Linked DNA regions of Homo sapiens: region 2 is linked to region 1. Evidence: read pairs that join two places in POLR2A ChIA-PET (ENCODE). Cell type or tissue: Caco-2. All regions are shown on one strand. Each heading gives the region's core, and the rest is flanking DNA. Links, peaks and the distances in the headings are about the cores only.

What was found. Peaks named below come from ENCODE experiments on the same cell type or tissue, not always from the same donor. Only the 100,000 strongest peaks of a DNase experiment are listed, where the experiment ranks them.
Region 2: POLR2A ChIA-PET joins it to region 1 with 7 read pairs; 5 of 35 experiments call an interaction of 5 or more read pairs at or near these places.

What each region holds. Positions count from the first base shown.
Region 1 is chr9:34,937,390-34,942,768 of GRCh38, forward strand. It overlaps a transcript of PHF24 not described here. Among named protein-coding and RNA genes, the nearest start is that of PHF24, 18 kb to the right of the region's middle. In Caco-2, for the core only: no CTCF peak of the experiment used is centred there; a DNase peak (open chromatin) is centred at 2,812.
Region 2 is chr9:35,010,452-35,015,830 of GRCh38, forward strand. It overlaps LOC105376025 (a long non-coding RNA gene), which reads right to left. Exons shown (of 4, transcript XR_929579.3): 3 at 4,314-4,487; 4 at 1,047-3,198. It also overlaps the pseudogene SYF2P2. Among named protein-coding and RNA genes, the nearest start is that of DNAJB5, 23 kb to the left of the region's middle. In Caco-2, for the core only: no CTCF peak of the experiment used is centred there; no DNase peak of the experiment used is centred there.

The DNA.
Region 1 (5,379 bases), core at 221-5,220:
AGGGTTGAATGGATTAAGGGCGGTGCAAGATGTGCTTTGTTAAACAGATGCTTGAAGGCAGCAGGCTCGTTAAGAGTCATCACCATTCCCTAATCTCAAGTACCCAGGGACACAAACACTGCGGAAGGCCGCAGGGTCCTCTGCCTAGGAAAACCAGAGACCTTTGTTCACTTGTTTATCTGCTAACCCTCCCTCCACTATTGTCCTGTGACCCTGCCAAATCCCCCTCTGCGAGAAACACCCAAGAATGATCAATTTAAAAAAAAAAATGAAAATCACAACAACAAGGCAGAAAGCTGTCTGGCCTCGCTTGATGTAAAAGGTAATGGTTTTCACCTACTGGAGGCCAACCAAGGGCCAGGAAGGGAAGAACCTGGCTAGCCCTGCGCAGAGATGGAAAGGATCATGAAGATTCTGAAAATAAAGCTCTGACTTCCAAGTCATGTTGTCTGAAATAGATTCATGGTTCTCTAGATTAGTTTCCCTTTTGTTATCCTTTACTAATATCTCAATCAGATATTCCATATTTTTATAGGGAATCTAACAAAAGCCCTGTGTCCACGTGAGAATCAGAGTGTTGAAGGAACAGTGTTTTCTTGAGGCCAGTGTGGTGAGGGAAACTGATCAGAAAAAGATGGATGAATTCCACAGGCACAGAGCCCGGGCCACAAAGTGGAGACAGCCCTTGATTTTCATTCCAGTGTGTTAACCTTAGAAATTTTGTGTTTTGTTTAATGAAGAAGAGGAAGCCTTACAAAATCATAGAGGATTTTGCTTGAAGAAGGCACATGTTCTAGCATATGGTCTCTTATAAAACAGAACTTTCAAGGTTTAACTCTTCCAGGAGACTCCCCAGGCAGTGAGGGGAAGTTCAGCAAAGCAGCCCCAACTCTGTTCCCTGAGTTTCTCCTTCCCTTGTTACCTCAAGAACTGAGGCCCACCCCAGGAATACAAAGTTCTTTCTTTCACGTTATGTTACAAATGTAGTCAAAAACTCCTCTTGCCTTTGCAGGGCAGAGACAGACTAGAATATTCAAAAGCCTTTCCGGGAGAGTAAGGGAAAATGAAGCAAACAGAAACTGCAGAGGCAGGAAAACAGGAAATTGAGATCTAGGCACATGGTTATATCGCCAGGATTATCTGGATTTAAATCATAGCTCTGACACTTACTGGCGATATAACCCTGTGCAAGTTACTGAACTTCCCTGAAACATAGTTTCCTCATCTATAAAATGGGTTAAAAAAGCCATGAGCCTGTTGCTGGGCGCAGTGGCTCACGCCTGTAATCCCAGCACTTTGGGAGGCCGAGGCCGGCGGATCACGAGGACAGGAGATCAAGACCATCCTGGCTAACGCGGTGAAACCCCATCTCTACTAAAAATACAAAAAAAAAAAAAATTAGTCAGGCGTGGTGGCGGGCGCCTGTAGTCCCAGCTACCTGGGAGGCTGAGGCAGGAGAATGGCATGAACCCAAGAGGCGGAGCTTGCAGTGAGCTGAGATTGTGCCACCGCACTCCAGCCTGGGCGACAGAGCGAGACTCCATCAAAAAAAAAAAAAAAAAAAAGCCATGAGCGTGATTTATTTAAAAAAAAATAATATAATAAAATTGGCCAGGTGCAGTGCCTTTCACCTGTAATCCCAGCACTTTGGGAGGCCAAGGCAGGTGGATCACGTGAAGCCAGGAGTTCAAGACCAGCCTGACCAACATGGAGAAACCGCATCTCTACTAAAAATACAAAACTCACCGGCCGTGGTGGCGCATGCCTGTAATCCCAGCTACTCGGGAGGCTGAGACAGAGAATTGCTTGAACCCAGGAGGTGGAGGTTGCAGTGAGCCAAGATCGTGCCATTGCACTCTAGCCTGGGCAACAAGAGCGAAACTCCATCTCAAATAATAATAATAATAAAATAATGGGTAAATTTATACCTATGTGTCTTAGTTTAGGTCCTCCAAGAAGTAGATGCCAAGAATCGGTGTAGACTTGCAGGATATTGGGGGAAATGCCTGCAAAAGGTAATTGGGAGGAAGCAGGAGGATGCTGAGGGAGCTGTCAGAGAGAGATGCACACCTGACCCCTGAGAAGGAGAGGAGGAAAGAAGAAAGGTTGGATAGGTCAGGCCTTAGGGTGCCACGTAGAATTCTCAGGCCAGAGTTGTCTGTCAGAGGAGTCCTATGTTTCATAAGAATGGACCTGCCATAATATCCCTGCCATGTGCCATCACTGGCTGGAAGCAGACCATGAGAAGCATGGCCTCAGAGCAAATGTAGTGATGTGTTTAGAACACAGCACCAGCCAATTGTATTCCCTACAGTAGGAGATTGGAGAGGCACATTCTCATGGTCCCACACATCTACTTCTACTCAGGGGACTGAGGAGCAGCTCCTCTATGGTTCCCACAGACCCTTCTTCCTAAAGGTAAACTTAGAAGGGCCAGGTTAGTGGAACATCACTACTGTTGATATCAGGCCTACAACTGGTACACATACTCTCCCTTCTCCATTCTAAATTCCCCTCACTGTTGAGGTGGGGTGTGACAGAGCAGGAGCACTGTCATCTCAGACAAATACCGCCACTTTAAGTTCCAGCTCCCTTTCTAGCCTCATACATTTCAAGGAAATCACTTCTCTTCTAACTACAAGCAGCCAGAAAGAGCAGACAGTAAAACACAGATAAGACAGCTCAGGCACAGAGGGAGGTGGGGGGAAAGTCTCTTGGGTAACTGCCAAACTTCACCCTTATACAATGGGCCCCAGTGAAACAGTGGGCCTTAATAAGCACATTCCTTTCCTTGCACTAAGATAGGGGAGCTAAAAGCAGACTTTGAGGGTATGCCTGCAGCTGCAGAAAGATGGGAGGGAAGAGACACACAATTCTCCCTCCCAGATAAGCACAACAAAGACACACAGAAGCAGTCCAAGCCTCTGATAAACTCTCCCACCCTGAATCCTGTAAGAGAGTGTGCCTCTGACCTAACTTGGCTAGAATGCTCCTCTCAGGTTTGTTTTCTCTAAAAAAAAAAAAAACCTGTCTTGACTGGTGAGCCACCTTTGGTGTTTCTTTCCTCTTTCTTTAATTCTTACAGGGTGTGGTGGCTCACACCTATAATCCCAATACTTAGGGAGACTGAGTCAGAAAGATCAGTTGAGGCCAGGAGTTTTAAGACCAGGCCAGCAACATAGTGAGACCCCATCTCTCCGAAAAAATAAAATAAGTTCCCTCTTTGTTATCTATAACCTTGGCAGGTCTTGGTGGCTTACCTGCCACCAAGGTGTGACCCAGCCTTCACTCCTGAAGAGTCTGGTAATCATGCCGTTGGTAATCACATCCTTCTCCAGCTGGAGTTGTGTAAGTGTCCATTTGAGAAGGCAAGGGAATACCAGGAGGTGTCCAACTGTGTCACTTAGATTTCACACATATTCCCTTCCTGTTCCCACTGTGTAAAAGCAGCCTTTCCTCCTTCTGCTGATCATGGTTAATTACCTCTGCCAATATGGTGACTCCTTTTCTCTCAGACTGGTTCCTAAACACAAGGAGCCTGAAATGCCTTGGTGGGAGGCATAGCTTATAGTTCGGTGGGACTCTTGACTGTATCTTTTGGCAAGAGTGCACCTTCTTTGGAGACCAGGACACCTCCAATTTTGCAGAGCTCAGAGTTGCATGGATATGAAATACAAAATCCCCCAGTGGGTCATTAGGAGTAAGGGTAAGTGGGGTTACTCCTGCTTGTACCCTTGGTTCCTAGACGCATGTATTCTTCCTCCTGGGGACCTAGCACAATATAAAGGTCTCTGTCTATATACTGCATCCTAAAGGATGGTGCCCCATCCTTTCAGAATGTTGCCACCAAGCTGGCACTTTAGCTGTGCCTTTAAATGGCTGGTCTAGCATTTTCTGAGACCATCTGCCCCTGGATGATGCTATGTGTGATGTGGCCAGTAGACAATATGATCATAGGTCAACTCCACACTTCCTTCACTGGGAAGTGGGTCTCATGTCTGGATGCTAATGCTCTGTGGGATTGTATGCTTGTGGAGCAGGCATTCCATAAGCCCCTGAATAGTGATGCTGGCTAAGGCATGAATGGTAGCAAAGACAAACCCATACCCAGAATAAGTCATTTGTCCTTCTAAGGATGAACCACTGGCCCTTTGTCTCAGTCTGTTCAGGCTGCTATAGCAAAATATCATAAAATGGGTACCTTATAAACAACAGAAATTTATTTCTTACAGTTCTGGAGGCTGGGAAGACCAAGATCAAGGCACTGGCAGATTCAGTGTCTGGTGAGGACCCTATTTTTCCATAGACAGATGTCTTCTCACTGTAACCTTACATGGTGGACGCCTTCCACCATGCTCTCTGCCAAACAAGCTCCCTTGGGCCCCTTTTATAAGGACATTAATCCCATTCATTTCTACCCTCATGATCTAATCACTTCCCAAAGGCTTCACCTATTAATACCATCACCTTGGGGGTTAGGATTTCAAAATTTTGAAGGGACACAAACAGTCAGACCATAGCACCCTTCCAGTATGAGAGATGCCCAATGTAGTTGACTTGTCACTAAGTGGCTGGTTGGTCTCAAGGAATAGTGCCACATCAAGGGCACACCATTGGTCTCTATTGCTGATAGCTTAAACATTCAGAAGCAGCAGTAGCCAGACTTCCAAGGCCTGCATTGTGATTCCTTCTTGGGAGCTTAACATAACCTTCATACTGCATCTTTTCCTACCACTGACATTTCCAACACCTTAGGGTCCTCCAAATCCTACTGGCAGGACAGCTCGCACCACAGCCTAAACCTACTGCAGAACCCTTTTCTTTTCCAGGTCCCATTGAAAGCTGGCAGCCTTCCATGTTGGGACAGAGCAATGTTCCTAGGTGTAGAATGTGTTGCTTCCAGATCCCAAAGAAGTCTGCTGGCACTGTACTTCCATCTTTATGGTAGGGGATACATGAGGTGCAATTCATTTTTTACTTTGGAAAGATATGCCAACAAACTTCTAATGATCCCTAAAAATTTCACTGAAGTTGTAGGTTCCTAAATCTTTTAGGGTGTCTCCCACCCTCTAGAGCACATCAGCATGCTATCAATGAAATGGATTAGTGTGATGGTTCTGCAAAATACACAGGTAGTCCAGATCTCATCAAATTATATTATGACAGAGGGCAGGGGCATTAACATAACCCTGAGGGCAAATTGTAAATGAATATTTTTGGCCATCCCATATGAATATAAACTGTTTCTGATCCTCTTTACTGATTGGAATTGAAAAGAATGCCTTTGTCGATGAGTTCATGTCCTTTACAGGGACATGGATGAAGCTGGAAACCATCATTCTGAGCAAACTATCACAAGGACAGAAAACCAGACATGGC
Region 2 (5,379 bases), core at 118-5,117, 73 kb after region 1:
TCAAACTGTCAAAGACAAAGAGAAAAATATCATCTTGAAAGAGGCAAGAGAAAAATGACTTTTCACATACAAGGGATCCTCAATAAGATTAACAGCTGATTTGTCATCAGGAGCCATCGAGAAGGCAGGGGATGGGCATACTAAGAGTACAAGAGAAAAAAGTCTATGCCCAGCAAAACTGTGTATCAAAATGGGGAGTTGGGGGGTACAGTATGGAGAAAAGCACTGCCATAGGACAGCTGAGACTATGGCTGAGAAGGTGTCAGTGGACAGCATGGAGAAGGAGGCTTTTGCAGCAGCTGAGGAGCTGGCCACTCAGAAGCATGAACCAAGACTGCACAAATTCTGGGAGCTGCACCTGAAAGAGACTGAAGCTTGGAAATTAAATCGCCAAGAAGTTGTGGAGGACGATAAAAGACTTAAAACTACCTGCAAACTGGGAAGTTAATAAGGCTCATTTCAAATGGGAATTGCAGGAAGAAGGAGAAAAAAAAAAGAATGTTCACAAAAAGACTATGAGAAAAGATACAGAAAGATGGGAGAGGAAAAGGAAAAACTCCAATCTGGGATTTTTACATTATGCCACTTCCCAGTTACACCAGTATCATTTGTTGACCAAGCAGATCAAACCTGACATAGAAATATATTAAAAACTAAGAGAAAAATATGGAGAGGAGTTCTATACAACATCTAACAGCCTTCTTCATGGAACATATTTGCCTTCCACAGAGAAAACTGATAGGACAGAAAAGCAAATTGAAAACTGAGATGAATATAGCTGGAGACACCCTTAGGATGATGATGCAGATATCAACTACTAAACATTTAAAGAATTAACAACAATCCTTCTTAAACTCTTCCAAAAAAATGAAGCAGAGAAAAACTTTCTAACTAATTCTATGAGGTTAGCATTACCCTGATACCAAAGGCAGATAAAGACATCATTAGAAAAGAAAATTACAGACCAATATCCTTTATAAATATAGATGATAAAATCCTCAATAAAATATTAGCAGGTTGAACTCAACAGCAAATTAAAATGATCATTCACCATAACCAAGTGGAATTTATTCCAAGAATGCAGGGGTGATTACACATAAGAAAATCAATCCATGTAACACATCATATTAACAGAATGAAGGGGAAAAACCAAATGATCATTTCAGTTGACACAGAAAAAGTATTTAACAAAATCTAACCTTTTAATGATAAAAATTAAGAAAACTAGGAATAAAGAGACCATTTCCCAACACGATATAAAGCATTTATGAGAAAGCCACAGCTAGCAGGATATCAATGATGAAATACTGAAAGTTTTCCCCCTAAGATCAGGAACAAGAAAAGGATGCCCTGCTATTCAATATTGTAATGGAAGTTCTAACCAGAGCTATTCAACAAGAACAAGTAATGGAAGGCATCAGCTGAGAATGGTGGCTTATGCCTGTCATCCCAGCACTTTGAGAGGCCAAGGTGGGAGGATTACTTGAAGCCAGGAGTTCAAAACCAGCCAGGGCAAACTTTTCCTGAGGGAAAGTTTGGAACTTCTTAGAGATTGATTAAGTGGTTGTGATCAAAATGTTCATACAAATATAGACAGTAAAGGCCAAGCTGACATCTCAGATACAAATTAAGAATTTATTAGGAACTGGACCAAACCTTGTTAGTATAAACAAAGAACTGGCTGCATTGTCTCCATGCTCTAGGACTCTGTAGAAGGTCAAACTTAAGAGTAAAGACCTAGGACATCTGGTGGAAGAAATTTCTAAGCAGCAAAGCCTTCAAGAAGTGGCGTGGCTGCTTTTACCTGCTTACAATCAGTTCCAGCAGGAAAAGAATCACCTATGAACCCAAAATATCTGAGACAGGTCTCAAACAATTTAGAAAGTTTAATTTGCCAAGGTTAAGGACACGCCCATGACACAGCCTCAAGAGGTCCTGATGACATGTGCCCAAGGTGGTTGGGATACAGCTTGGTTTTATACATTTTAGGGGGACATGAGACATAATATGTGTAAGATGTGCATTGGCTCAGTCAGGAAAGGTGGGACAACTCAAAAGTGGGATGGGGGTGAGGGTGGGCTTCCAGGTTATAGGTAGATAAAAGACAAAAGGTTGCATTCTTTTGAGTCCTTGATCAGCCTTTCACTGAATACACAATTTAGTCTGAGCCAGGCATGGTAGCTCACACCTGTAATCCCAGCACTTTGGGAGGCTGAGGCGGGTGGATCACTCGAGGTCTCTCAGGACCTCTCACTCTCAGGAGTTTGAGACCAGCCTTGGCCAACATAGAGAAACCCCTATACTAAAAATACAAAAATTAGCCGGGCATGAGGGCATGTGCCTATAGTCCCAGTTATATGGGAGGCTGAGGCAGGAGAATAACTTGAACCTGGAAGGCAAGGGTTGCAGTGAGCTGAGATTGCACCACTGCACTCCAGCCTGGGTGACAGGGTGAGACTCTGACTCAAAAAAAAAAAAAAAAAAAAGAAAAAGAAAAAAAAAGTTTAGTCTGTCTCAGTGTATCTGCATTTTTACATAAACAATAGGGCACAGGAAGCAATCGGATATGCAATTGTCTCAGGTGAGCAGAGGGATGACTTCCTGTCCCACATCTGTGAAAATAAGCTATCAGTTTACATTGCCAGGGTGAAATTCAACAGAACTGTTTCAGGGTAAAGATCTTGAGGCCCACAAGAAATTTCCTTGTGGGCAAATTGTGAGGGAGATTTTTTTTTTATCTTTGTAGCTGTCTTATTTAGGAATAAAATGGGAGGTAGGTTCGCCTGACATAGTTTCCAGCTTGACTTTTCCCTTGGCTTAGTGATTTTGGAATCCGAGATTTATTTTCCTTTCACATTTTTTCTGTTTCTTTTTAAAATCTTTCAGAAAGAGCATTTTAGAAGAAAATGAGTCTCCAGTCTCAGGTTTTTCTGATCACTTATAGCTAGGATGATCTATTCTAGACAGGTAGGTCTCACATTATTAGAAAAGCTCATTTTTAGCAGGTTGTAAAGTATCATGTTCTACAAACAGAAAATAGGGACAGAAAGAAAGAAAACAACAAACAAATGAAAAGATAGAGCCATTTTTCTCTGAAGTTCATACATCAGTAGGCTGGCATATAGGTTGCTGTTATTTTCTTCTGAAGTTTAAGTTGTGTAGCTTCAGTTCACAGGGTTTTAAGAAAGCACAGCATAACTTTTAGTGATTTCAAATCACAAAAAATGGAAAAAAAGGAAGGAAAGAAGAAAAAAATTGAAAATATTATTTTGAATACCTGTACCCCCCCAAAATTTTTAAATTCAGTCCAAACTAGAAAATAATAAAAATTGAAAAATATTAGGCAAGACTAGAATCTAATAACAGGTACACTATAGTTCACTTTGAAAAATAATTTTTCTCTCTCCAGTCCCCATTTTCACTAAATACAAATCATAGGACAAATTTATGCATAAAATAAGTGTTAGTCTTATTATACTTGGCCTGTGTATTTGCATGAAGTCAGCAAGAATAATTATGTGCTGGCTGGGCGCAGTGGCTCACACCTGTAATCCCAGCACTTTGGGAGGCCGAAACAGGTGGCTCACTTGAGGCCAGAAGTTCAAGACCAGCCTGGGCAACAGGGAGAAAACCCATCTCCACTAAAAATACAAAAACTAGCCAGGCATGGTGGCACATGCCTGTAGTCCAGATATTCAGGAGGCTGAGGCATGAGAATCACTTGAATCTCAGAGGCAGAAGTTGCAGTGAGCCCAGATCGTGCCACTGTACTCCAGCCTGGGCAACAGAGCAAGATTCTGTCTCAAAAAAGAAAAAATTATTTGCCATATAGGCTCTTTAAAAAAAAAAAAACTGGCTTTGCTGGAACTTTATTCCATAAGAAATTTCAGATTGGACTTGAGCCTAGCCTGTACCTGCAGATACCTGTATTAATTGGGTGAATTCCCAAGATAATTTGAGTCTCCTGGGCCTATCAGAAAGTGACTTTTTTTTTTTTTTTGAGACAAAGTCTCACTCTGTCACCCAGGCTGGAGTGCAATGGTGCAATATCGGCTCACTGCAACCTCTGCCACCTAGGTTCAAGTGATTCTCGTGCCTCAGCCTCCCAAATAGCTGGAATTACATGCACATGCCACCATGCCCAACTCATTTTTTTATTTTTAGTAGAGATGGGGTTTTGCTCTGTTGGCCTGTTGGCCAACTGGTCTCAAACTTCTGACCTTAAGTGATCCACCCACCTTGGCCTCCCAAAGTGCTGGGATTACAGGTATGAGGCACCACAGCTGGCCCAGAAAGTGACATGCTTTACTTACCACACGTCAGGAAACTGTACAGGAACTGTGTGGAAAGGCATGAGGCCAGCTTTCCCAAGGGGCTTTTATGACTCTGTAAGTCAACTTTGATTCCTTAAAGCAGTTGATTTATATCTGAAAGTAAGCCATTCCAATCAAAGCCTTGGTAAAATAACCAGTGTCTTCAATTGTATCCTGTTACAAAAGAAAACAGATTCTTATTGAACTTATGCAAATAACTAGACTGCTATAAATTAAGTATACTTGCTAATAGTTTTCAAATTCTGGAGAATTCAGGTAGAGGAATATGCTTCAGATTTTGCTCACGGGAATTTAGTTTACCCAATTGTTAAAAGCTGTAAATAGCTCAAAGAAAAAGGGTTTTCTGGACTCAGAAACAAAAGAATTACCAATGTTTCAAACAAAGTCATAAAAAGATTATTTCAGTTTTCCATTAGTTTAGTCCATGTAATTAACTCCGGTTCTGCTCAATGTTTATGAACACATTAACTGTCTACAGGAGTCTTAGATGTTTCTCCTCTATTCTAGTGTCACAATCTCCCAAGTTATCAGAAACCTGCATTCAAAAGCACCTGTCAGAGTCATATAGCTATTTATAAAATCACCTTTTGAAAAGGATAAAAGTAGGCTGGGCACAGTGGCTCATGTCTGTAATCCCAGCACTTTGGAAAGCTGAGGTGGGTGGATCACTTGAGGTCAGGAGTTTGAGATTAGCCTGGCCAACATGGCAAAACCCTATCTTTACTAAAAATACAAAAATTAGCTGGGCATGGTGGCATGCACCTGTAATCCCAGCTACTTGGGAGGCTGAGGTGGAAGAATCACTTGAATTCGGGAGGCAGAGATTGCATTGAGCCAAGATTGCACCACTGCACTCCAGCCTGGGTGACAGAGTATGACTCTTTCTCAGAAAAAAAAAAGGATAAAAGTAAAACAACTGTGGATGACAAAACTCTTAGAACAGTCATAGTTAGACAGGACTGACAAGGAAATTTAGTTACTTCTGTGGCATACAACAATTTTACATGATAAGCATAATTACTACTGACAACATATACTAAGACTC